Linked DNA regions of Mus musculus: regions 1, 2, 3, 4 and 6 are each linked to region 5. The links are chromatin loops, found by intact Hi-C in ENCODE. Cell type or tissue: heart. All regions are shown on one strand. Region 1 overlaps Parva (parvin, alpha). Region 2 holds the start of Tead1 (TEA domain family member 1). Region 3 overlaps Parva (parvin, alpha). Region 4 overlaps 4930543E12Rik (RIKEN cDNA 4930543E12 gene). Region 5 overlaps Micalcl (MICAL C-terminal like). Region 6 overlaps Parva (parvin, alpha).

Evidence for each region. A loop is a pair of places that touch in the nucleus more often than their neighbours do. Peaks named below come from ENCODE experiments on the same cell type or tissue, not always from the same donor. Only the 100,000 strongest peaks of a DNase experiment are listed, where the experiment ranks them.
Region 1: it touches region 5 in a loop (2.3-fold over the local background); 4 of 42 quality-filtered maps call a loop at or near these places.
Region 2: a loop joins it to region 5, with 2.9 times the contacts of the local background. A loop is called at or near these places in 10 of 42 quality-filtered maps.
Region 3: it touches region 5 in a loop (5-fold over the local background); 12 of 42 quality-filtered maps call a loop at or near these places.
Region 4: a loop joins it to region 5, with 8 times the contacts of the local background. A loop is called at or near these places in 12 of 42 quality-filtered maps.
Region 6: a loop joins it to region 5, with 2.2 times the contacts of the local background. A loop is called at or near these places in 3 of 42 quality-filtered maps.

Annotation. Positions count from the first base shown.
Region 1 is chr7:112,559,482-112,563,481 of GRCm38, forward strand. Parva (parvin, alpha) reads left to right here. Exons shown (of 13, transcript NM_020606.5): 5 at 448-588. Among named protein-coding and RNA genes, the nearest start is that of Parvaos, 26 kb to the left of the region's middle. In heart, no CTCF peak of the experiment used is centred here; a DNase peak (open chromatin) is centred at 2,220.
Region 2 is chr7:112,677,357-112,681,356 of GRCm38, forward strand. It overlaps Tead1 (TEA domain family member 1), which reads left to right and starts at 2,000. Exons shown (of 13, transcript NM_009346.4): 1 at 2,000-2,370. In heart, a CTCF peak has its summit at 1,505; DNase peaks (open chromatin) are centred at 1,235, 1,905, 2,695 and 3,675; H3K4me3 peaks cover 3,215 bases; H3K27ac peaks cover 3,620 bases.
Region 3 is chr7:112,464,159-112,468,158 of GRCm38, forward strand. The region is part of intron 1 of Parva (parvin, alpha); the gene reads left to right. It overlaps Gm45998 (a long non-coding RNA gene), which reads left to right. Exons shown (of 2, transcript XR_001778261.2): 2 at 105-1,751. Among named protein-coding and RNA genes, the nearest start is that of Gm45998, 15 kb to the left of the region's middle. In heart, a CTCF peak has its summit at 1,941; a DNase peak (open chromatin) is centred at 3,683; H3K27ac peaks cover 1,700 bases.
Region 4 is chr7:113,130,604-113,134,603 of GRCm38, forward strand. The region is part of intron 2 of 4930543E12Rik (RIKEN cDNA 4930543E12 gene); the gene reads right to left. Among named protein-coding and RNA genes, the nearest start is that of 4930543E12Rik, 9.4 kb to the right of the region's middle. In heart, a CTCF peak has its summit at 1,763 (motif pointing left); DNase peaks (open chromatin) are centred at 1,761 and 3,578; H3K27me3 peaks cover 70 bases.
Region 5 is chr7:112,398,664-112,402,663 of GRCm38, forward strand. The region is part of intron 7 of Micalcl (MICAL C-terminal like); the gene reads left to right. All of the region lies in intron 1 of Gm51494 (a long non-coding RNA gene), which reads right to left. Among named protein-coding and RNA genes, the nearest start is that of Gm51494, 14 kb to the right of the region's middle. In heart, no CTCF peak of the experiment used is centred here; a DNase peak (open chromatin) is centred at 1,668; H3K27ac peaks cover 516 bases.
Region 6 is chr7:112,573,201-112,577,200 of GRCm38, forward strand. Parva (parvin, alpha) reads left to right here. Exons shown (of 13, transcript NM_020606.5): 8 at 2,155-2,174; 9 at 3,200-3,261; 10 at 3,736-3,804. Among named protein-coding and RNA genes, the nearest start is that of Parvaos, 40 kb to the left of the region's middle. In heart, no CTCF peak of the experiment used is centred here; no DNase peak of the experiment used is centred here.

The DNA of each region.
Region 1 (4,000 bases), 160 kb after region 5:
CTCTACTGGGTTGGGTTTTTTTGGGGGGAGGGGGTTATTTTATCACAGCAACAAAAAATGGAATTAGAATGGACCGTAAATTAAAATCTTTGAATAAAAATCACATCCATACTGAAAATATCCGTACTTTTCTTGTCATGATTCTATAAGCAATATAAAATGACAGTATATAATGGCCTTTATATTGTATAAGGTATTTGAATAATACAGAGACGCCTAAAGCATACAAAAGGATTGCATAGGATTGCAAACACCCGGCCATTTTTGACCGGACACTCAAACACCCCCAGATTTGATTATGTGGGGTGGGACCCCAGAACAGTCCTAGGCTTTACTGTAGAGATGTGGTCATTGTGTGTTGTCATAGGTGAACGCGTGAAAGAATAGGCACAACTTAGGTTTTCTGTGACCCAGGATAACAGCTGCTCTTTTCCCTTCCCACTGCAGAGAAACTGGAGAGTGAGAAGCTCAACGTGGCCGAGGTTACGCAGTCGGAGATCGCCCAGAAACAGAAGCTACAGACTGTGCTGGAGAAGATCAATGAGACCCTGAAGCTTCCTCCCAGGAGCATCAAGTGGAACGTGGACTGTGAGTTAGGAGAGGAGGACTGTGCAACGACACTAGCCCCTAAGGGTCCCCCACCATTCCTAAACTGTCACCTGGGACGCCAAGTCATTTCTCTTTGAGAAATAACCTTTGACAGGAAAGATAGCCTATCATACAAACCCTTGGGGGTGGAAATAATAATAAAATGTCCAGGTCTGTGTTCCTTTGTCTGGAAGGCTTTCAGGTCAGCTTGGTAAGGAAATGATGTGTTCCGGAAGGCACTTCCGAGGCCCACACAGCCTGCTGAGAGCCGTGCTGTCTCCAGCATGTAGGAACTTGGGGAAGCTGAGGGTCACAGGTCCAAACAGCTGAGAGGCCAAGAGTGAGGCTTCAGTTCTGCCCACACCCTGTCACTTCTACCCTGCTCCTCAGAAGGAGTACAGATACCAAGCACTAGAAAGGGTTTGTTTTAATGTTTTATTTACTAGAGAGATAGACAGACAGACAGACAGACAGACAGACTGACTGACACATAGCAGGGAAGGGGGAATGTTCATGCCATGGTACATATCAGGATACAACTTTATAGAGTCAGTTCTCTCCTGTTGCTGTACATGGATTCATTTGCTTGACTGCTTCTACTCGGCTTGAGTTCTTCTCCACTTGCAGAGTTCAGCACCCCTGCCTAGGGAATGGTGGCCCCCGTACTGGGTAGTCTTGCGGCTATGAGGTCACTTACAGTGAAGGCAGATCATTTCCTTTCCTAGGTTTGAAGACATAATTTTTAACTCCTAAGTGGGGGAATCCATTTTAAGTCTTATAAATGGGATGGGTAACCTCTGCCACATTTCTATTACATCAGTTAGCTTACAGACACAGAGGCCAATCCAGTGCAACCAATCTTTTACTGAGACTCTCTTCCCAGGTGAATCTGATTCTAGGTCATGTCAAGTTGACAGTCATTCGCCAGGCTATACAGCAAGCACCTTTACAGACTGAACCATCTTTCCACCCCTACCTAGTACAGGACTTTTTAAGTTCCACCTTTCACAGGTAGTAGAGCTCAAAGATTTCAGAAAAATATAGAACCATTTATTCTTTTTTAATATTTTTATATGCAATATGCATAGGTGTTTTGTCTGATATAGAGCCCACAAAGGCTAAAAGAAGGTGTCAGCTCCCCTGGGACTGGAGCTCACAAACAGTTGTGAGCTGTTGTGTGGGTAGTGGGAATCAAACCTCAGTCCTCTGGAAGAGCAACTAGTGCTCTGAACCTCTGGGTCATCTCCCCAGCCCAGGGAACATTCATTCTTTTGCAGCCTCAAGATGCCTTGGCATCTGATAGAAACCCAAAGTCAGATTCAACAGTAAATGAATGGGTCACATGACACTAGCAATGACAGCCAATCCCTAATCAGGGAGTTTTCTGATTTTTCTCTTTGTAAATAAACAAATGCATGTTTTTTTTTTACAGTGAGAATAAAATGGTTAGACCGTGTTTGGATCTAAGTATTAGAATCCTCCTCCCCCACCAGTGACCTCATAGCTGCCAGGAGCTGTCTTCTGTCCTCATTTCTGACATCTGCCATTGGAGCCAAAACACCCACTACCTCCTTCAGCATAATTATACCACTGCTGGCATAGAACAGTGTGATAAGCTGGGAACAGGGCATTCTCTGCTTACCCAAAGTCACCTGAGGGTTGAGGACAGGACCTGGCTTTAGGCCCCAGAGGCTGCCCTGCTAAGGAGCCCTATTTCCCTGTGTACCTGGGAAATTAAATCATGGTCAGAAAAGGAGACATGAGGCCGAGCATATGACTTACTGGGTAAAGTGCTTGCCTCGCAAGCCTTGGATAGAGCCCCAGTGCCCATTTATTTTTAAAAACTTAAAAGCTCAGAGTAGTGCCACTTACCTGTAATTTCAGTGCTCATGAGGCAGAGACAGGAGAGCTCTGGAATTCTCTGGCCAACCCTGGCTAAGTGAGTCACTGAACTCCAGGTTCAGTGAGAGATGCTGTCTCAAAAATACAAAGTGGATGGAGCATTGAGGAAAACACTTGATCGCCTGATATTGACCTCTGGCCTCACACATATACAGCACGCATACACACACACACACACACACACACACACACACACACACACACTTTGCAAGCTGGCTGCTAATATCAGAGGGATTTAGTTGGATGTCTTTGCTGTCTCTCTGTTTACTTCTTGTGAATTAGTCTCCCTGGCTGGATCTCCAGAATGGAGATGGATTAGCGGGTCAAAAGAGATAATTATTCTCTTGGCTGCTCCCTGTGATGCCTCAGGGCATCAAGAAGAGCTGGATCTTGTTTACAAGAAGAAGCAGTGTGTTCTAGAAGGAACAGAGCAGGCACAACTCACAGGGAGAAGTTCTCTCCTTTCTCTCTAATCGGGCCTGACTGTGCGTTTGGGGACACGGTGTCGCCTTTATGCTCAGGACAAGGGTGGCAGGGACAGGCTGCTGAGTTACCAAGGTCTTTGATCTAGGACTTTAGGGATTTCTTTCTTTCCTGTTCATGAACAGTATTTTTTTACTATTGAAAATTTAGAAAATGCCAGTGTATAAAAACATTGAAATATCAATGTCCATTTCAATCCTCTCAGCACTCGCTCACCCAGCTCAGGTAATTCTTTCCACCACCCTCATCTCCCAGATGGGGAAATCAAGGCACAGAGGAGGTATGACACTACAAATGTTTATACCAGGGTCAGGAAGTCTAGCGTCTTCCGCTATCGCTTCCCCAGAGCAAGGAAGGGTGACTGGTACAGTCCATGTCCCCTGAAGGAGCACTGCTGCCCTGCCTACAGAGTGATGACAGGGGAGCCAGGAATCTGATTCAGAGAGCCACTTGCAGAGCCAGGCTGTGCACTGACTGAGCCTGTGTACGAGGCCTCCACAGCTGCCTACCTAGAGATGGGCCCTGAAAATTTTGGAGTATTACTGCAAGGTGTGTGTTTGTCCATCTGTGGGTGTCTGTGTGTGTAATAAAGAGTGTCTAGAACATGCTTTTTGTTTTCTCACATATGAATACACATGGATGCATGTATAGATAGGAATCTCCCTGTATCCTAAGGGGATGTCTTTCAACATGCCGGGGGATGCCTGCACCGTGGGTAGCTGTCCACATTGCGGGCACAGACACACAAATGGAATAGCTTTTCCATCTTTTTCATTATTTTAAGTTAGCATGCAAAGTACAGAGTTATGATGCTGTGCCCTTTCATACCTTTGTGTCACTCATCAGCTCTAACTCCTCCTCCTCACCCACTGCTCTCTCCCTCCTTCCTGCCCCCTCTTGCTCACTCCTTCCTCAGCCCAGATAGTACCTCATTCTGTTTTCATGTCACATGCATCCCATTCCCTCTCTTCTCCCCTGTCCTTTAAGATCTCGTCCTCCTCCTTCTTCTCCTCCCTATCTCACACGC
Region 2 (4,000 bases), 280 kb after region 5:
AGACATCTAGTTAATCAGGTCCCCACCCCCCAGTCCCCCCCCCTTTTCTTTTTTTGTCTCCCTTCTCCTCTTCCAGAGAGGATCCAATTCTTTAGTTCAGGATTTCCTCAAACTCTCACCAATCCTCCTGCCTCAGCCTCCTGAATGCTGGGATTATATTGCTACTGTGTCCGGCTCCAGCTGAACAGGCTTCCTTGGAGAAAAGGTTTTTAGCATACATATCAAAGAATATGTGTTTTGATGGAAATAAGCTGTAGAACGTACAGGCCGAGGAGTTATAGCATATCATGATTAGCTTTGGAAGTTTGGCCAAGGATTCTTAGCTTAGTAGAAATGAGAGAACACCAAATTGTCAGGAGCAACTGGAGTCTGAAGGGTAACTGGCCTGTCATGGGCAAGATAAATACTGGTTTAGAAATGTACCCACTGGTAGGCTCGCCCTGCTACCAGACATAAAAATCTCTTATTTATTTATGTTTACAAATGTTTTACCTGCACGTGTACACCATGTTTGTGCCTGGTGCTCCTGGAACTGGAGTTACAGACTGTTGAAAGCGACCATGTGGGGAACCTGACAGGAGCCTGGTCCTCTGCAGAGCAGCAAGTGCTTTTAACTGCTTCTGGCGTTTTCTGCCCTCTGTCTTATTCGCTGGTGTTAATGGAAGGCTATCTGGAAAAGAGACATACACCTGCCAGAGTTTTAAAGGGAAAAATCGTCGTGTATTTTCTAATACTCTGCTCGGGTGTGTGAAGTTCTTACTGTCAACCTGTCACATTACTGCATAGTAACTGGAAATAATACACATTTGTACCTGATTGCGGTGGACATCTACACAGGTGAGAAATTATAGAATGTATAGAATTAAAAAAATACACAGTGATGTGTACAAGTTGATCTGGAAAATCTGCTCGAAAATTAATACCCTGGCTGGGATATAATTTTGGTTGACAGGCGTGGGGAAGAGCTGAGTGAAGCGAACAAAGAATGTCTCTGTATTACTTTTTACAACGGCATGGGAGTCTTCAATTCTCTTGACGTATAATTTTAAAAATGCATTAGAGAAAGATATTTCTGCCTTTAAAACGCACTGGTAATCGTTGTTTCCGATCAAACGCGCTCAGTGAGTCCCATTGGCTTTCCTGAGTTATGCACACTCCAGGAATCCTCGGGCACAAAACAGGCGCCATTAGTTTGTTCTGAAGCCAGAGCTGAAAGAAGGAAGTCCCGGTGCGGGAAGGGCCGGCTCCTTTCTGGGAAACTACGGACTGCTACCGGCCCAAACTGCCAGCATGTCTGTCCCAGCCTCCGTTAACTTTACCGGAGTTTCTCAAGTACTGAGGCGCCGTCCACTCCAAAAAGAGTTCAAACCTTTTATGATTGATTCTCACTTTCTCCATAAAGGGACGGCACAAAGCTGCTTTTTGCAGCCAGGCAAGACTTTATTTATTTTATTTAACCGGGTGCAGGATTTCTGTAGACTCAACTCGCAGCACGAGTGAGCTTCACTTCTAGAAAGACAGGGCAGGAGGCGGGCGAGGACTCCGTGACGCTCCAACCCGGAGTTCGCAAAGCCCAGAATTTGCGCGAGCACCCCGAACTTGGGTAAAGCGAAACGGCTAGAGGAGGAGTGGCGGGCTGGGGAAGCCGCCCACTCCGGCCTCAGTTTCCTGAAGAGCAACCTCCCTTCCAGCCTGGGAGCGTCGTTGCCTGTGCAAACCAGGAGGGGGTAAACTGAGGCACAGCAGGCGGAGGGCGCACACCCGGCATTCCTAGTATCCGGCCGCCCCGCCTCGGACCGCACAAAGCCCTGAGCCCCCGCCATCGCGCGCGGCTCGCTCCCCCGTGGGCGCCAAGTCCCGCCCCACGCGTCCCGCCCCACACCATGACGTCACCGCGGCGGCAGGCCCCGCCCCATCCAGGACCCGGCGGCATGACGTCACCGAGGCCCCACCCCTCCGGAGCGAGTTCGGTCCTGGCGTTCATTTCATTCCTGTCCTCATTCCGCACATTCTTCGCATCGCTCGCGCCGCGCCGCGCCGCCCGAGCCGAGCCGAGCCTCCGCGGCCCCGCCGCCCGCCGCGGGCGCCCCCCAGCACTTCGCACACTCGCTTCCAGCTCGCGGGGAGTCCGCGCGCCGGGGCCCGGGCCCGGGGCGGCCGCGGCGGGGCGCAGGCCATGCGCTGACCCCCCAGCGCGCAGCGTCGCCGGAGCGCGGGCAGCTGCCCCGGCGCGCCCTGCCCGTCCCGGGAGCCGGCGAGGCCGGGTTGGGGCTGCCCGGCGCGGGAGTACCGCAGGGAGTACCGGCTGGAGTAACGCGGGGGCGGCGGCCCAGCGCCCCGAAGTTTGCCGCGCCCGCTCGGGCTGCCGTGGTAAGTTGCGCGCGGGGCGGACTCGGGGGCGCGGGCTGTCTAGGCGTCACCGCGATCGGCGCTTTGTGTGCGGCTCCAAGAGGGGAGCGGCCCCGCCGCCCTGCAAGTTGGGCCGCAACCCTGCGCGGCAACAGGCGGCCCCGCTCGCCTTTCTGCGCGCCCCTCTCTCCAGCGTCCCTCTCCCGCGCACCTCGCTCCTTGCCTGGGAAGCGCCGAGTTTGGCGCGATCGCGGGTGGGAGAGCGTTCGGCGCGCAGCTTAGAGCCTGCAGCCCGGTGACTCCCCCGGCGCCCGGCCCCTTCGGGGTCCGCGCCGATCCGGGCTCCTCCTCCCGGGAGATGAAAGAGGGCTCTCTCGCTCTTGCCGCCTCTCCAGAGCTGCCGCCGCCGCCGCCGCCGCTCCAGTGCACATTCAAGTGGAAAATTTTCAGGAGTCAGCAGAAACATTGTGTCCAAAAAAGACTGAGTCGCACTTACCACCAAACCCGGGAGTAGACTCTCCCTGGAAAACTTCCCCTCGGTAGGAAATACTGGGGGATTTGTTTGTTTATTGGAGGAGATACGATCCCCAGGAGGACCCCAAAAAAAATCTGGGGACACTTTTAGCCTTTGTTCGCGAAAGCACCACTTGTTTTCAAAGTCTAGAGGCCCGTTTGAAAGAAAGTTCAACTTCTAGGAGTTTCCTTTTTCTTTTTTAATGCATTTTTTAAAATAATCAAAGCTACATTTTAAGAAGTGGGGCTCACACTTCACTTATCTTCTTCCCGTGAAAATAAAAGCCAGACTAATTTTCCTCGGTCTTAATCGTCTTCCTTTTTAAAGATTTATTTTAAGTTGAATGGTGTCACCCGTATAAAAATATTTATGAAACAATGAAATACCAGCCACCAGCGTTTCTCAGGAGGCTTGTTAAGTTCTTAGAAGCTGTCTGTGATTTACAGAAATGCAAATTGATCTCAGCGCTGGAAACTTACAGACAGATATTCCAGGAATCGGTAGTGTAGAAAGGCCGGGGTTTTAAAATAGCGCCATTTGAAAGGAGCCGAGGTCCTTGGAACAAAAAGGTCTGTAAATACGATCATATTTCAAAATAGTGAATGGAAAATATTTCAATTCCTACAGATAATGCCAAGTAACAGAATCGCAGTCTCCTTTACGCCCTGTGGCCTGGATTCGTTGTTAGTTTAGGTGGTCTGGTGGCTTAGAGTGTGCCGAGTGCCTGCAGGTGGTTCCCCGGGTGGACAGATCCTTCCCGTTAGGGAGACTCGATCTACCCGGAGCCAAGGGGTAGCTTGTCTGTGCAAGCCTGAGCTCTTGGGTGGGGGCTAATCTGCCTTGAGACTGAGGCTGGGAATAGTCCTCAGGCTGTACAGACTGTGCCAGGGGCTTCCGCCTTTCAGCGGAGTCTGCGCTTTTCTGTGAATAGCAGGATCTTTGGGCCCAAGCGCATCTGAATGCTTATAAGGGCCAGACTTAGATCCAACTTTGGTAAGAATCTTTCCTCTTTAGAAGGAAACAGTAGACCCAGTTACAGCACGACTCCGGAAAGACAAATGCGTTTAGCTGAACCTTTGTCAACAGCAAGGTTTTAAATTGATGATTTTAAGGAGGAAAGGCGTATTTTTCTAATCT
Region 3 (4,000 bases), 65 kb after region 5:
AACAATGATTTAAGATGAAGTGTGCATTCTTCCCCGGAGCCCCCTCCCCCAGCTCGCTTCTTCTGCCAGTTGTCTTTCTAACTTGTATCTTCCCTTTGCTTTAGGCTCGGCGCATCCCCTCCTGTGCTCACCCTCTGTCATCCTCTCCTGAGCACACCTGGTCTTGCAGCTCCCCGTGCCTCAGCAGTGAACCCTGCATCTCTGGCTCTTGTTTTGAATTGGTTTTCCAAACTTGATTGAGAATTCCTGGTTTGCAGTGACCACATCCTGTCCTTTTCCTCCGCCTTCAGGCTGAGCACACAGACCGCATGGATTCTGCTGGATTCAGTGATGAGCTGGGCTCTGCTCTATCACTTTTTCTCCCTCCGCACGCCCAGAGCAGAGGACTGCTCGGAGCCGGGCCCATCATCCTTTCTTCTCTTCTTCTCACAGCCATGTCCTCTGACAGAAATAAGATGATACAGAGCATGTCTGCAGAGCATGGGGCCAGCGAGGTGTCTGATGGAGGGTAAAGGTGTTTGCCTCCAGGCCTGATGATCTGAGTTTGATACATATGGTGGAAAGAGAGAACTGACTCCAGCAAATTGTCCTCTGACCTCCACATGAGTGACATAGCACGTTTGTGCCCCTACGTAAACATACAAAAGAAATACTAATGTGATTTTTAAAATTCAGAAGTCAGGCATGGTTCCTATGTTTTAAGTGAGAGACTCTGGAAAGCTGGCCATGTCCCTTCTCACTTCTACATTTCATATTTGTTCTTTTTACAAACATTTATAGGGCACCAACTACATACCAAGTCTTATTTTTAGGAGTGAGGCATACGGCTTTGAACAGGATAGACAGGTATCTGGGCCTCGTAGATGAGATCAGCAGTATCAAACACATGATTGGAGTTGTGAGTAGCCGTGGCTTGCTGGGGAGCATACAGGTGACCAGACAGAAGGGCTAAAGAAGTCCTCTCTGAGGATGTGACCCAAGACCTAAAGGGTCAGGACTGTTCTATGAGAATGTCTTAGTTAGGGTTTTACTGCTGTGAACAGACACCATGACCAAGGCAACTCTTATGAGGACAACATTTAATTAAGGCTAGCTTACAGGTTCACAGGTTCAGTCCATTATCATCAATGTAGGAGCATGGTAGCACCCAGGTGGGCATGGTGCAGGAGGAGCTGAGAGTTCTACATCTTCATCTGAAGGCTGCTAGAAGACTGAGCATCCTCAAGTAGCTAGGAGGAGGACCTCAAAGCCCACCCCCACAGTGACATATTTCCTCCAACAAGGCCACACCTCCTAATAGTGCCACCTCATGGACCAAGCATATTCAGACCACCACAGAGAATCATGAAGATGAATGTCCCAAATGCTCCAGGCACAGACACATGATTTCCAGGACCCCAAAAGCAACAACGTGGAGGTGCTAGAAGACTAGTGAGAGGTGAGGTACTAAAGTCTAAAAGGAGCTTTTAGGAATCTTTTCAAGGACACAGAAAAGCCAGTGTAGGGTCTGAGCAGGGGAGTGTTGTGCTCTGAAGATTAGAGGTGTCCACTTCATTGACTTTGTCTAAAATTAAATAGTTACTGTCCATGTTTGATGAAATGGGGATTTTTGTTTTGTTTTTCTTTTTGGAGACAGGATTATTACCTCCTGTAATTTGACTTGACATGGTCAGTTGTGGGGCCTGAAAGCTGGCTCAAGGAGAGGTGCTTGCCTATAAATCTCTCTACCCCTGGAACCACATGATCAAAAAGAGAGAGAAACTGAGTCCTCTGACTTCCACATGTGCACCTTGGCAAACATGTGTGTGCACACATGCACACACACTCACAAATAAATAGATGGATAAACAAACAAATAAATACTATGATTTGTTTTTAAGAAGACGAGAGTGTGGTAGGTGGCAGATAGGATTAAACACCCTTAAAAGCTTATGGGTTGAAGGTTTGCTCTCCAGCTGGTGGTGCTGTTGAGGTGTGATTGAACCATGGGAGTCCTGTCTTCATCAGTGTGTGAGTCTACACTTAAGTTCATAGCCTAATAGACTGTTGAGAATCAGACCTAGTTGGAGGAATTAAGCCACTGTTGAGTCTTTGGAGAGGGTCCTCTCCCCAGCTCTCCCTCTGCCACGTGGTCAGCAGCTGTCAGGAGGCGCTCTCCTTACACAGAGTGATGGAGCTCCTGCCATGGGCTGAAAACTGTGACACCAAGAATCAGATCAATCTTTTAGTTTTCTTTTCTTTACAGAGCTCTGGTTGTCCTGGAACTCAATATATATAGACCATGCTGACCTTGAACTCACAGAAATCTACCTGCCTCTGCCTCCCAAGTACTGGGGTAAAAGGAATACACCACCACACCCGACCTCAATCTTCTAATTCTTCTTTTCAATGTTTTTCATGGGTTATGAGAAGCTAGGGCAGTCCAGTAAGTAATGGCCCCTCCAAATTCCACATATTAATCCCTAGGGCCTTTCATGATGATGAGAAATTAACAGTAAAAGTCAAATTATCATTAAGGTAATCAATCGAGTGACTGTAGAAATAGAAATGATTTTGAATCATCAGGTGTGTGTGCCCACACTGGCAAGGGACCTTAAAAGTGGAGGAGAGGGACCTGAGAGCTACAGGGAGGTGTGGCCAGGGACGAGAGGTCAGAGATATGTGACAGGACAGACTGTAAACACAGGGTGAGGAGCCATGAGCCAAGCCATGTTGGAGGCCACCAGCACCTGAAAAAGGGAAGGGCAGAGATTCTCCTCAGAGCCTCCAGAAGAGAACATGGGCCTGCTGACGTCCTGACTCCAGCCCAGTGAGACCTATTGTGACTTCTGACCTCCACCATTGTGAAATAATGAATGTGCGTTGTTTTAAGCCACTAAATATGTGGTAATTGGTTGCAGCAGAAAGAGGAATACAAACAACATTTTTGTACCAAATATCCTTAACTGTAGCACATTCTGTTATAACCTTTGGCTGAGAAATTGTAAGTCTGGTTTTTTTTCCAGGTGTAGTGAGTGTTTTAAATCTTAGCACTTGGGAGGCAGAAGCAGATCTCTGTGAGTTCAACACCAGCCTGGTCTACATAGTGAGTTCTAGGCTAGATAGGACTCCATCATGAGAACCTGTTTCAAAAGGAAAGAGGAGGAGGAGGAGGAGGAAGAGGAGGAGGAGGAAGAGGAAGAGGAAGAGGAGGAAGTCTCTTTAGAGAGATTGCTTGCCAGGCTATGTGGAATGATATCATGCCTTTGGAGGAGTGACTGGACTTGCTGACATGTCCCTAGCTTCGAGGAATGCAGATAGCAAGCATTTTTCCAGGTGGCACACTGAGTCCTGATTTTAACTGACCATGGAGACCAGGGGAAGCTACAAAATTCAGGGAGCGTGGTTGGATATGCAGTCCCAGGACCCTTAGTCAGTATGGTCCAGGGACTGTGGATCAGGGATTGGATGGCCCTCAGACTGATGTGGGATCTCCTTTGTTCTGCCTGGGATTCAAGATTTAGCTTCCAAGCCTCCTGTGTGAAACACCCTAGCTCTTTTCAGCTCTCAGGAAACTCCCTCTAAGCCTTTCCCCTCCCTTAGCCAGGGCCCCAGCCAGCTGCTTCGCCTCCTGTGCTGCGGTTGTTTTCCCTTGACTAGCTGTCAGGCCGGTCTGCAGAGGGCCAGCCCAGCCTGTTCCAGGCGTACATTTGGGGCTCAGCCGTGGATACATTTGATTGGTTGTGGCTGGATCCAAGGGGTCCTACACAAGGCCTCTTGCTTTCTCCTTTTAGGGAAGTTGGTTCTCTCTTGCTTGTTTCTCCTCCTCTCTCTGGACGCATCACCGGCAAATCTCAATAGGGCCCAGTGCCCGCAACCAGTCTGTGATTCACGCTGAGCCTGCCAGATTGCTCACTCCAAAACCCGTGTCCTTCCTTCCCTGGACACAGCCGAGGATCCTCCACCACCACAACCATCTTAGCTTCAAATGTGAAAATAAAACAGGGGGAAAAATCACCGT
Region 4 (4,000 bases), 730 kb after region 5:
ATCCCGCCAGCCCTCAGCTGACATTTTTGTAATAGCAAAGCGTTATCAAGGAAGGGGCTGACACATTGATTTATAGTTCATCGCACATGATAATAATCTCATAATGCTGCTGCAAGGAGCTTCGAGGAACACGCATACTCCCAACACACAGCTCTCAATCACACCAGTGCATAATGGGAGTTTTCATAATTTATCAGTTCAGGGCTAATTGGATTTGTTGAAAGGTAAAAAAAAAAATCCAATTGTTCTTTCCTGTCACCTCCAATGTTATTGATAGAAAGTCTTCCTTGTCAGCAGACTCTGCATTTGCCACAACTGGGTGACTAGCACTCGGTGAGCTTTTGTGTTCCCAGAGTCAGATTTCCATGTCATTAGAATACATTAAGCCACAGCCTTTAAAGTGTCATTTGAACCATATCTTTGTCACAGATCCATCCAACACTTGCAAGCCAGCAAGAGTGGTGGCTAAAACACTGGACTTTTAGACCAAGCAACCTCAAGGGCTACTTTATATGGAGCTTATCCAGCACTCACAGAAGGGTGGGGATACCGGGCTGCTGTTTCTGTCAGCTTTAGAAACTGTGTCTGGATTCCAACATTGTCAAACCTTGGGGGAGGGGGGTTGTTGCTGTCTGTATGTGAGTCCCACATAAGTTGGTAGATTTGTTTCTTCATTATTTCTACAAGTGGAAACATAATGGGTTTAGGGGTGCGTGTGTGTATGTGTATGTTTGCATATGTGTGTGCATATGTGTGTATGGCACACATATGGAAGTCTGAGGACAACCTGCAGACTTGGCTCTTTCCTCCTGCCATCTGGAACCTGACGATCTGACTAAGTGTATCTCAACTTCCCAATGACCCTTTAATACAACCTCATGGGGTGACCGCTAACTATAAAAATATTTTTCACTGTTACTTCCTAACTATAATTTTGCTATTGTTATGAATCATAATGGAACCATCTGATATGCAACCCTTGTGAAAGGGTCCTGCCACCCCAAAGGGGTGGAGACCCACAGGTTCAGAACAGCTGCTTGGAAGGCTGGGCAGCCAGCCTTTACCTGCTGAGCTTCACACACCTGAAGCTGATGTGCGAAGCGTCCTCTTTGAGTCACTGCTGTGAATACTTTTCACCATCGCTTACTTCTCTTGCTGTGAGTGGTTTACTACCGCTGTACTCAGAAAGGTCCTGTCTTCTCTTAAGCAAGCCACGGGAGGGTGGGGGGAGAAGTGGGACACCACACAGGGAGGATGGGGGAGGATTTTAGTCGTCCGTGAGTTACAGTTTATAAAAGTGGTACTGCAGTAACCTCCCTAACTTAACCATTGTGCAGGATTTCAAACAAGCTTTATTAACACTTGAAATGACTTCAAAATAACCACTTAAAAAAACTTCACATTGTCTCAGCTTTTTATGAAGTGTTGAGTTGCAGCCAATCAACTCTAAAATACTGCCTCTTATCTTGTGCCCCCCCCCCCCCTTCTATAAGACAGACCCACAACTTCATACTGGGAACAGCTATGTTAAAAGGCTGTTAAGGTGCTGGAAGTCCCTGGTTAAATATTGCCCAATACCTTCTCTGGATCCTTGCCTAAGAGGAAGGCACCAGTTTCTATGAAGATATTAGAGGTCGTGATAGAGCCATCTTTCATGAGAAGCGTTTAAGGAAGATATCTCAGGAATTCCTCTTGAAAGTGGATTTGAGAACCAGTGTTTCACACACAGCTTTGTGAGGTCTGCCCTGCCCTCTGCTGGTCTTCACGGTAAACGCAGTCACCATCCACGTTTGTTTCAAGTGGATGACAAGAACTTCATTGAGCACCTTCAGTGTGTCAGGCAACAGGCAGAATGCAGCATCTTGATTTCCACTGAATAGTACCATAATCCTATTGGGCAAAAAATGCTTCTGCTTCCGTTTCAGATTAGAGGAAGACTGTAACAACCCTCAACCAAGCGTTGAGGACACAGAAATGATAATGTTCTGCAACTCTGGTCCTGCCTAACACTAAAGCCCACATCGGTTCCTCTCTGTCTCCTTGCCTCCGACTTGCTTGACTTCCGGCAATGTCTAAGTAGTTACAGTGCATGTTGCTCTCCTTGTTGCAGAAAGCCACACAGACGCACGTGCAAATACAAATGTTCAATATTGCCACAGCACATCCTGAAGGCAAGAGAACCACTCAAATGCTAACTTAGGGAATCAGACTTTGTAGGTGTAGTCGTTTTTTTCCTGGTCAAATGAACACTGCGGCCATGGCTTCTCAGTGTGCACAGGAGTGGACATTGAATGGCAATTTCTCCTTTTCTTTTTTTTTTTAATTTAAAGTTAAAATTTTTATTTTGTGTGTATGATGTATAAGGTGTCTCTGTGTGTGTGTGTGCATCCTACAGTACAAGGGTGGAAGTCAGAGGTCAACTTTTAGGAGCCACTGTCTCCTTTCTCCTTTATATGGGTTCTGGGAGTTGAACTCGGGTCGTCAGAGTTGTTTGAGAAGCACCTTTACCCACTAAGCTATCCTTTTTCTTTCTTCTTTTCTTTAGATAAGGCTTCACTACATAGCCTAGGCTGCTTTCAGAGTTGTGTTTGTTCTGCCTAAGTCTCTCAAATGCTACGATTAGGAGCTGGAGAGATGGCTCAGTGGTTAAACCTATGAGTTGTTCTTCCAGAGGAGCCGGATTCAGGCCGAGCGCCCACGTGGCAGCTCATTACCTGCTGTAACTCTAGTCCCAGGGGAATCCAATTCCCTCTTCTGGCCTGCATAGGCACTGTGCACTATAGACACTGATACAGGCAAATACCCCTACACATAAAAAAAAGTGAAAATTTAAAAATATATATATTATACCTGTGTGTTTCTGTGTCCAGTTGCCTAACTATCTCTAGGTTATCGTCTGGTTCCATGGGAGTGAGATTTTATCAGGCAACTGCTTGGTATAAAAAAAAAAATCACCAGGCTAAGCTACAAGGCCTCAAGGGAGTGAATTTTTAAACACTAGGCACTGGTGTTGCTGTAGGAATTCAAAGGAGCTTCATAGAAACCTTCCATTGTTTCCAGATGCTATGAGATTGACAGAGGAAATCTGGCACAGCCTGACAGAACACGTCCTAGGGTTAGTGGTGATCACAGGAGACTCCTGGTGTGCCTAGGCCTCTGGGAAAGCCATGGATCGCTAAAGGAGTCATTCAAGCCAGCTGTGGTGTTCTAGGCTCATAGTTTGTGGTCTTTGATTGCTATGTATTTGAAACATTTCACCCCGGAACAATGTCAGGTCATATCATAGTGGATGCAATATCCTTATTTATTGTCTAGCACTTCACTTCGTGCTTCGTAACTGTCAGTCACACTGTTGGAATGGAAGTACAATATATGCAAATTTTTTTCCAAGGGAACTTTCTCTCCAAATCCCCAACTGGGTCTCATGAGAACAACCTTCCTGTTGTGATATCAGATCTCTGAGTGCAGTCATCTTCCAAACACATCTGCTGGCTGGGACAGCAGGGACTTTCCCAGCTACTACTGGGCACTTCCGTGGCATGATGCAAGGGCTGTTCCTATGCAAAAGCATCAGGGTGGGGAACAGGACACAGGCAACTAGGTTAATGACAAGCAGTGTGGAGTGGCGGGTTAGAGCTCTGACCAGTGGATTCCCCAGCGGGGCTAATTCCTTGTCTTAATCTAGAATCTCAGTGCTCTCCTTTATTTTTGTTTTTGTTTTTAAAGAAAACAAAGCAAAACAAAAGAAAACAAAAACAACTCTGGTTTAAAATCTGGCTCAACCCTCAGGATGGTCAAATCTACTAATCAAGGAGGCTACAGGTTATCAGCAAAGAACAGAACAGTTGTTAGGCCCTTAGTAAGTAAGAAAGAGACCACAAGAATGGTTATTGAAATATCCAAAGCATAATGATAAACCTGGACTTTATCAGGCAAGGGAATCACTACCACCCCAGGCCAGAAGGAAGGGAGGGAGGGAGCCAGTCTGTTGCTTGGCAGA
Region 5 (4,000 bases):
GTGGACATAGTCCTTGGAAAATCACTCACTCAACCTCGTAGATCCCTCACCAGAAAAGTGAGCTAACCTTCACTGTGCCAGGTCATTTTGAGAATTCAAGTGCCAGCCCATACATGAAGATGGTCAACAAACGCTACTAATATTCTACAGAACATTCTTGTCCACACAAGACACTTTAAAGGAAATACCCATTCACAGCCAGAAACTTTAAATTATAAACAGTAGATATTTGAAGCTTGTTCTGAGTATCTCCTCCAGTCTCCAAAGGGAAGCTATGTGGAGCCATACCTACAGAAAGGAGGCCAGCTTTCAGTGTTGTCAAAGGCGAATCTGACCAGCCAAAAGATGGATTCTGTTTGTTCCCTTTCTATCCCCAGTAAACTAACTACCCTGTTAGGTTTATAGGTAATTTCTCACCAATGTCCTTGTGAAGGTGACAGATGGAAACCAACAAGGGTCTAGAGATAAATACATACATACATACATACAAACATACATACATACTTACATACATACATACATAAAAGTCAGGTCACAGAGGCCAGCCCCAGAGGAAACCAAGAGGAAACTTTATTAACCAGGCCATCAAAACGAAGACTTGCTAACATACAGTTGGTAATAGGCATATCCCTCTGTGGTTCGATAGTCTATATAGTCCCTTGAAGAGATTGCCTTGCTGCTCAGCGAATGACCAATACTTTATTGGGTTAAGTTGTATTTGAGCTGGCCTCTGCTGCTCCCATTCAAGTGATTTAATGAGAATTATTTAATAGGTATTATTAGGATAATTAGACAATGATCACAGTTAGGCAATAATATTGAATGATCAAGGTTGTGAATAACCAAATTTAGAGGCAGGCCTGCAAACAAGGAGTGGGCTGCGACAGTTAGGCGAGGCCCCTCTATAATGACTGGGGATAGCCTGAAAGGGTCTTTTGTGCCTGGGAGTTATTCATCAGGCCCATTGAATTAGAGGACTGTGCAGGGGAGCAGGGTGGGGGGTGCAGGCCAAGGACCCTGACGTCTGAGCGAAATGAGCTCACCATTGTCATGACAACAATTTTGGCTTTCTTTTAATTTTTTTTGTTCCCCAACAGTCAGAAATGAGTTGCTCCCACCCCAACCCCAGCATAGGGTCCTCCTGCCCCAATTTTTTCAGGAAAAGGAAACAAAGTGAAGCAGAGAGCTAACCATCCACCCAGATGACAAATCAGGACACACTGGATGTCTATGCGTGTGGCAGGTATCTTGGCCCAGGCAACACAGAACTCCTGTGGTTCCCTGTGTCTAAATCACACACACACATACTCAGTGACCTGGATGCCCTGAGTCCCACCTGTGGACAGTCAGACCTGACTTTGTCACCTATTTGGAACTGTTTGGGTTGAGACACTAGACAGTGTTAAATGCTGGAATCACACAGTATGCCCCTGCAAAAGACTACCATGCGGATCTAGGTAGTCTGGTGAAGTCTCATCCTTCTTTCCACATCTGCAGACAGGCGAAATCAAATGCAAAAGAAGAGGGGCCTCAAAGGATGAAAGGTTTATTCCCGGGGAAGCCGGGTGAGCAAGGTCCATCTCCCACAGCCTCCACTTCAGCCAGCAGTTTCTCCTTCACAAGGCTAGCAAAGACAATGTAGATGCTGGAGGCTGCCAGCAGAGGGCAGCAGCACACACATTATGAATGATTTAATGGCTCTCCCAGCCAGGAAGAGAGAAACAATTTGTCTGCTACTCTGTGGTTTTCATCTTTGTTGCCGAGGAACCCAAGAAATGCCAGTTTCCTGCCTTATGTGCCAGTGTGGGATTCTGGACGGAGCACAGAGATGAGTCAGGAGTCCCCGAATGCAACTTGACGTCATCAGCATTCTGCAGTTTCTAATCTCTCAAATTTTCCCATCTGTAAAATGGGACTAATAAATCAACCTGCCTTCTAGAGATGGTAGAGATAGATGAAAGAGGAAATGATAATGGCGGAGCAGGGAAGAGAAGATGAGGCCCAGAGTTCAATCCCCACATTCGCATAAAACCCTTGATGTGGCAGCCCAATCCTGATGCTGAGGAAGTAGAGGCAAGAGGACCCTGGGGCTGGCTAACCAGACAGTTCAGTCATATTAGTGAGCCCCAAGTCCCAGTACACACATACACACACACACACACACACACACACACACACACACACCTTTAAGTGAAGCACTTGATTAATGGGCCTATCACATCTTAGAACTTCACAAGGATGGATTCTTCTCTTTTGTTTTGAGTTTCTCTCCATCCTTATAAAACCCAGCCAGGTGGCTGGTCTTCTCTTAGCTCGAGTCCATCTGTTTATCCATTCATTCACGTACATTTATAACTAACTCTCTCCTCCAGATGAGTTTAAGCTGATTTCTACATGCATATAGGCCACAGATTTCACATGTTTGACCATATATGGATCTTGAAGGAAGTCATGCTTAGTGGCTCAAGCCTGAAATCCTCTCAGGAGGCTGAGGCAAGAGGATGAGAAGTTCAAGGCCAGCCTTGAACTAAACCTGTCTCACAAAGAAGGAAAGGAAAGAGAAGGAAAGCGGGAAAAGAGGAGGAATAACTTCATGTAGATTCTGAAATTTCATGTTACATTGATGTACTTATAATTTCATGTGTGTTCGTGACTCACATGCCATGGCCTGTCATGGCACACAGAGGGCAACTTGTAGAAGTTTGTTCTCTCCTTCTACCATATGGCTTCTTAGGATCAAATCAGGTTATCAAGCTTGGAGCAAGTGACATCTCACCAGCTGGCCTGTTTGGTGGTTGTTGTTGTTTTAGAGATGTGTGTGTGTGTGTGTGTGTGTGTGTGTGTGTGTGTGTGTGTGCATAGGTACCTATGGAGGCCAAAAGCGAGAATTAGATTTGCTGGGGCTGAAGTCCTAGGCAGTTGTGAGTTGCCGGTCACCAAACAGCAAGTGCTCTTACCTACCGAGCCGACCCTCCTGTCCCCAGAGTAGATTCTTATTGTCACTCCCAGCACAATAGCAACTGACTGAAACAGATCGACAAGCAGACAAAGCCTGTGGTGTGGAGGACTGCCTGTTGACAGTTCGCCATCATTTGGGAATGGGGTCTGGGGAGCAGATGCCCTTTAGATAATCTCTGTTAGTCTCTGAATGGAAAAGCATCGAGTCCAAGGTTACACTCCTTGCCAGCTGTCCCGTGTGGTCGATTTCTGAGGAAGCAGCTCAAGGGAGGAATGAGATCTCCGCAATTGTCCAGTACAGGTGGACCATAGGGTTGGAGCCAAAGGTAATGTTAACCCTGTATTCAAATAGAATATTGTCAGAAAAGAACTGGGCCCTTACAGAGCCTTTCCAGGAGTCGCTCAAATCCAAAATTACTGAAGCAAGCAAATATTTTGGCCTGATTTTTCCCAAATCCATCGAAGGCATTGCTGAAGTCCAATGCTTCCAATGAACAGAACTTGTGCTTCTTTATACCACGAACAGCAGGAGCAGCATCATGGTGGCACAAGAGGCCCCAGGTCCCAGGGTATGACACAGTGGGTTTCAATAACATAGCAAAGCTAGTGCCATAGCTAGGAAGCCAGGATAAAGAGCACAGCAGCCTTTATACCAAGCAGTAAATGAGTGGGTTGTACAGTCCGCTCAGTGTGGGGTTCTGAGCTGCACACAATTCTCTTGTAGAGTCACAGGAGAGGCCCAGGCATAAGATGTTTAAACCTTGTGCTTTGCACACTTAGAAAAGACACACACATGCATATGCTCACACTGCACAGAAGACAGCCTCATTCACAGATATCAGTAGCCATGTGTTACATGTCCCCTCTGTCACAGCTTCAGTGGTTATCCTAAAGACACAGGTGTATCCGGTTTAAGGCCCATGGACTGCAGGAGCCCAAGGACAGCTAGAAATGCAGCCCAGCACAAATCATAAACGTACGCTATGAGGGTGTTTGTTTGTTTGTTTGTTGGGTCTCTCACATGTGTAGTTATCTGGTGTAA
Region 6 (4,000 bases), 170 kb after region 5:
CCCACCCCCTGCCAAAAGCTAACGAGCATGAAATCATCTCCTTTGGTAGACATGAGGCCGATCTGAATTGTTAAACTTCAAAAAGATGACTTTTTCCCCACTTTCCTTCTTAAATCCTATTTATTTGGTCACGAGACATGACTCAGAAAGCCCTCTCTACTTTACAGGTGACTTTTGAGTTTTGATTTGTTTGGTTATCCTATTTGTTTTTAGAATTTTAAAAATGAGGAACTAGAAAAAGGTTTGCCATGAGGGTGGGAAGATGGTTCCATTGACAAAGTGCTTGCCACCCAAGCATGCCTGAAGACCCGAGTTCAGCTCCCCAGCATCCGTGTTAAAGGCCAGACACAGCTGTGTGCACCTTTTCTCCCACCACTGGGGAGGCAGAGATGGGAGGCTCCTGGAGCTCCTGGGCTAAGCAACCCAGCCAAATCAGGAAGCTCCTGATACAGTAAGAGATTCCGTCTCAAAACCACTGGACGCTGGCCTCTGGTCTCCACTCAAGCACTCTCTAACCAAGAGCAACATGAGTCAGATCTGTGGCTATGGTGACCATAGTGATTTCAAAAAGGCCCAGCAGTGGGTAGAGGTAGAGAATGGCCCTTCCCACTACACCTGTTATATGACTTGTGGAGACTCCATCATGAAGCCACCCCATCTCTCCCAGGTCCCACCCTAGTCACCAGTAGTCACATGGCTGGCAGGATGTCAAATGCCTTTGGCATGACTTTGAGGGTTAAGAGGCAAAGCCACCTCAGGTCCAGCTTCACTGTCCTACCTGGATCTCCTGTCCCATGAGGGATGCTTTGTGCCCACTGTCTCATCTTCTGGAAAAGAGAACAGACCAAGCAGGGAAGTGTCCTGGAAGAAACTGCCGGGCTTGGGGGGTAGGGACAGTTAAGATTCTAGAAGAGTCTTTTCAGCTGTGCATTAGGGTTTTATGGTCCCCGTTTCTCTGCCACAAAAACATGAGTGAAGCTTTCATAAGGACAGCCCAGTGCAGTTTGTGCAAGTCTTTTCTGTATTCGGGTGCAGCAGGCGTGTCCTCCACCCCAGGGCAAAGAAAGAAACTGAAGGCTAGTTCATCTAGCTGGCTTCTACAGCATCACCATTCTGTATAGGAAAACCATACACAAATAGTCACTTAGTGGGTGTTAGATACGCAAGTGAATAAGCATATCCTAACAGTCATAAGAACTAGCAATGTACTAAGAAAAGAATGAGGTCAGCAAGATGGCTCAGCAGGCAAAGGTGCTTGCTCCCAAGCCTGAGTTCACTTCCTCAGGATCCACATGGCAGAAGGAAAGAACCAACTCCTGCAAGTTGTCTCTGACTTACACATGCACACAGACACACGCACACACACTTACATGCACGCACCCATACACACACACACACACACACACACATACACACACACTGTAATATTTGTTTTAATATTTAGGACATTTGCAGTGCACTAGAAATTATAATAAAATCTTTCTAGATGCCGAATGCTCGGAGCACACATTATTTTCATCTTAGAAATTAAAAGATCCACAGACCAGAGAGGTTCAAGAGCTTGCCTGAAGTCCCACAGCATCTAAAACGGGTGTGTCCTGTGACCTGTCTCTGCTGCTTACGCTCAAAGAACATGACTGTTTCTTTGCCAAAGAGTGAAGTTCAGGTTCCTGTCCTCTCTGAGACACTGTCCTGGAGCAGTGACAATTGTCATTTGGGGGCATCACAGGATGGCCAGGAGCAAGACAAAGCTGACCTGCAGGCAGTCAGCCACAGAACCTGGACAGTGAAACTTCTCACAGGCTGCTCAGAGCTCCTGGCAAGGTGTCTTAAGCCTCTGCTCCTGTGTCTGTCGGGGCTACAGGGAAGAAGGAGCATTTAAGCATTGCTGTAGCAGATCTTGCACTAACACCAGTAATCTTCCTGACATGGCATAAGAGTCTCTGGGGAGTAATTAGAGACAGCATGGGATCAAATGCCAGAGAAGGTAGCTTTTGTAACTTGACCAAGGCCAGGTTCGCACAACTAGGGAAGGTGCAGCCCTCACAGGAAAGGGAGCCATCCCAAAGCCAGCAATATGTTGTCTCAAGTAGCCCAGGCTAACCCCAAACTCAAGCCTACCACATAAGTGAATTCTTTCTTCTTTTCTTCCAGGGCCCTTTCCGGAAGGCATGGTGAGTGTCATGAGCTTGTCTAGCTTCTGTGGTCTCGGTGAAGCTACTTGTTTCTGTTGTCTAATGTGTCTCTGTCCCAGCTTGGGACACACTGGCTAGGTGGGGAGGGACAGCTTAGTGACATGAAGAACACTCACTCATCAGCACAGGTCTGGCCCCAGTAGGGCAGACTTACCCTGTGCCTGGTAGTTTAGGAAGAGATATTTGAACACACTCCCTCTTAGTTCCTATTATGGAACCCATCTCCCAGAACTTACACATGCTCATGCATAGACAGACAGACAGACAGACAGACAGACAGACAGACAGACACACACACACACACACACACACACACACCTTCCTAGCAGTCTTAGCTTTGCCCATTAGTGCCCAAATGGAAAAGTCTGGCTTTGGGTTACAGTCCTTCCCCAAGCCTGCTTGCTTCTGGAACTGCCCTCGTGCCCTTCCACTAGGTCACCTCTGGTTCTAGGAATCTCCCTGCCCAGAGCATGGCTTGGCTCTGTTCTGTCAGCCTCATTCTGCTTACCTCATGAAATAGTTCTACTCTACTAAAAACTGCACTGGGAGGACAATGTTGTAATCTATGGAACACACGTTTTCATACCTACTATGCACCTGAGGAAAGCTTATCTTTCAGATGATGTTTTGTAGAAAGGGAAACTGAGGCACAGGGAGGTTGACAGACTTAGGAGCCCCCCAGAGAGAGCCTCTTATTCTGTCCTGGAAGGCACTGGACTGTCTCCTTACTTCTGCCCCTACGGGCGTAATTGTTTCGAAAATTAGCCCAAACAGTTTGGTACTTGGATGACTCATGACTAGAGATGTCAGAAACACTTTAGAATTGTGCCTGCATTGGGATATGGAGGGATGGGCGTGAGGAGAAAAGACCAAGCCAGGGTCATTCTGCTTAGAAACATGTCGCCTGACAGACACACAGACAAGGGCCCTGGTAAGAACTGGCCAGCGATTCCCCATGGTAACCAGCTACGTGCTTCACTGCATGGTGTGTGTTTCCATTTCAGAACGTGATGCCTTTGACACGCTGTTTGACCATGCACCAGACAAACTCAATGTGGTGAAGAAGGTGGGTCTATGATGTGTAGGGGCAGAAGAGATAGGGCCCCACAGTATGTGAGGAAGTCCCAGCTTGCATGTGGGGTGTCCTGGACATCTTTTCCCTCTCTCTGACAATGGCTAGTCATCCAGGATCAATCTTCTCTCAGCAGGGTCCCTACCCTGTCTTCTTGCTTACACTGACCCTGCTCCTCACACAGAAGCCTTCCTCCCCCTGGGCACAGGAGGCGGTACCAAAGCAGGGATCAACAAGAGGGACCCAGAGGGCCATTCTGTCTCTTGCTCTCTTCTCAATTCCGCTTCTGCCCCCACTGACCCCAAATCAGATATTCTACCTGTGATCCTGTCTCTCAGGGCTCCCTTGTCCCTTTCAGCCAAAACCCTGTATGTCACATGGGCTGCCTAACGAAGAGCCAGGGCCTCTCCCTGTGACCCCAGGGCACTGTTACACATCTAGGTTGGTACCTTTGCATTTCTCTTTCAGACCCTCATCACGTTCGTGAACAAGCATCTGAATAAACTGAACTTGGAGGTCACAGAACTGGAGACACAGGTTGGTGACAGCTCCAGAGACCCAAAGCTTTCCGGGCAAAGGGATGAGATGTGAGATGTATTCTTTTCAGAGAGGAACCAGATGAGAATTTTTCACCCAGCTGGATTGTCTACGCTGTATGTGACACACAGCACGTGGTCAAGCTCTCTCTCTCTCTCTCTCTCTCTCTCTCTCTCTCTCTCCACGTCTGAATATC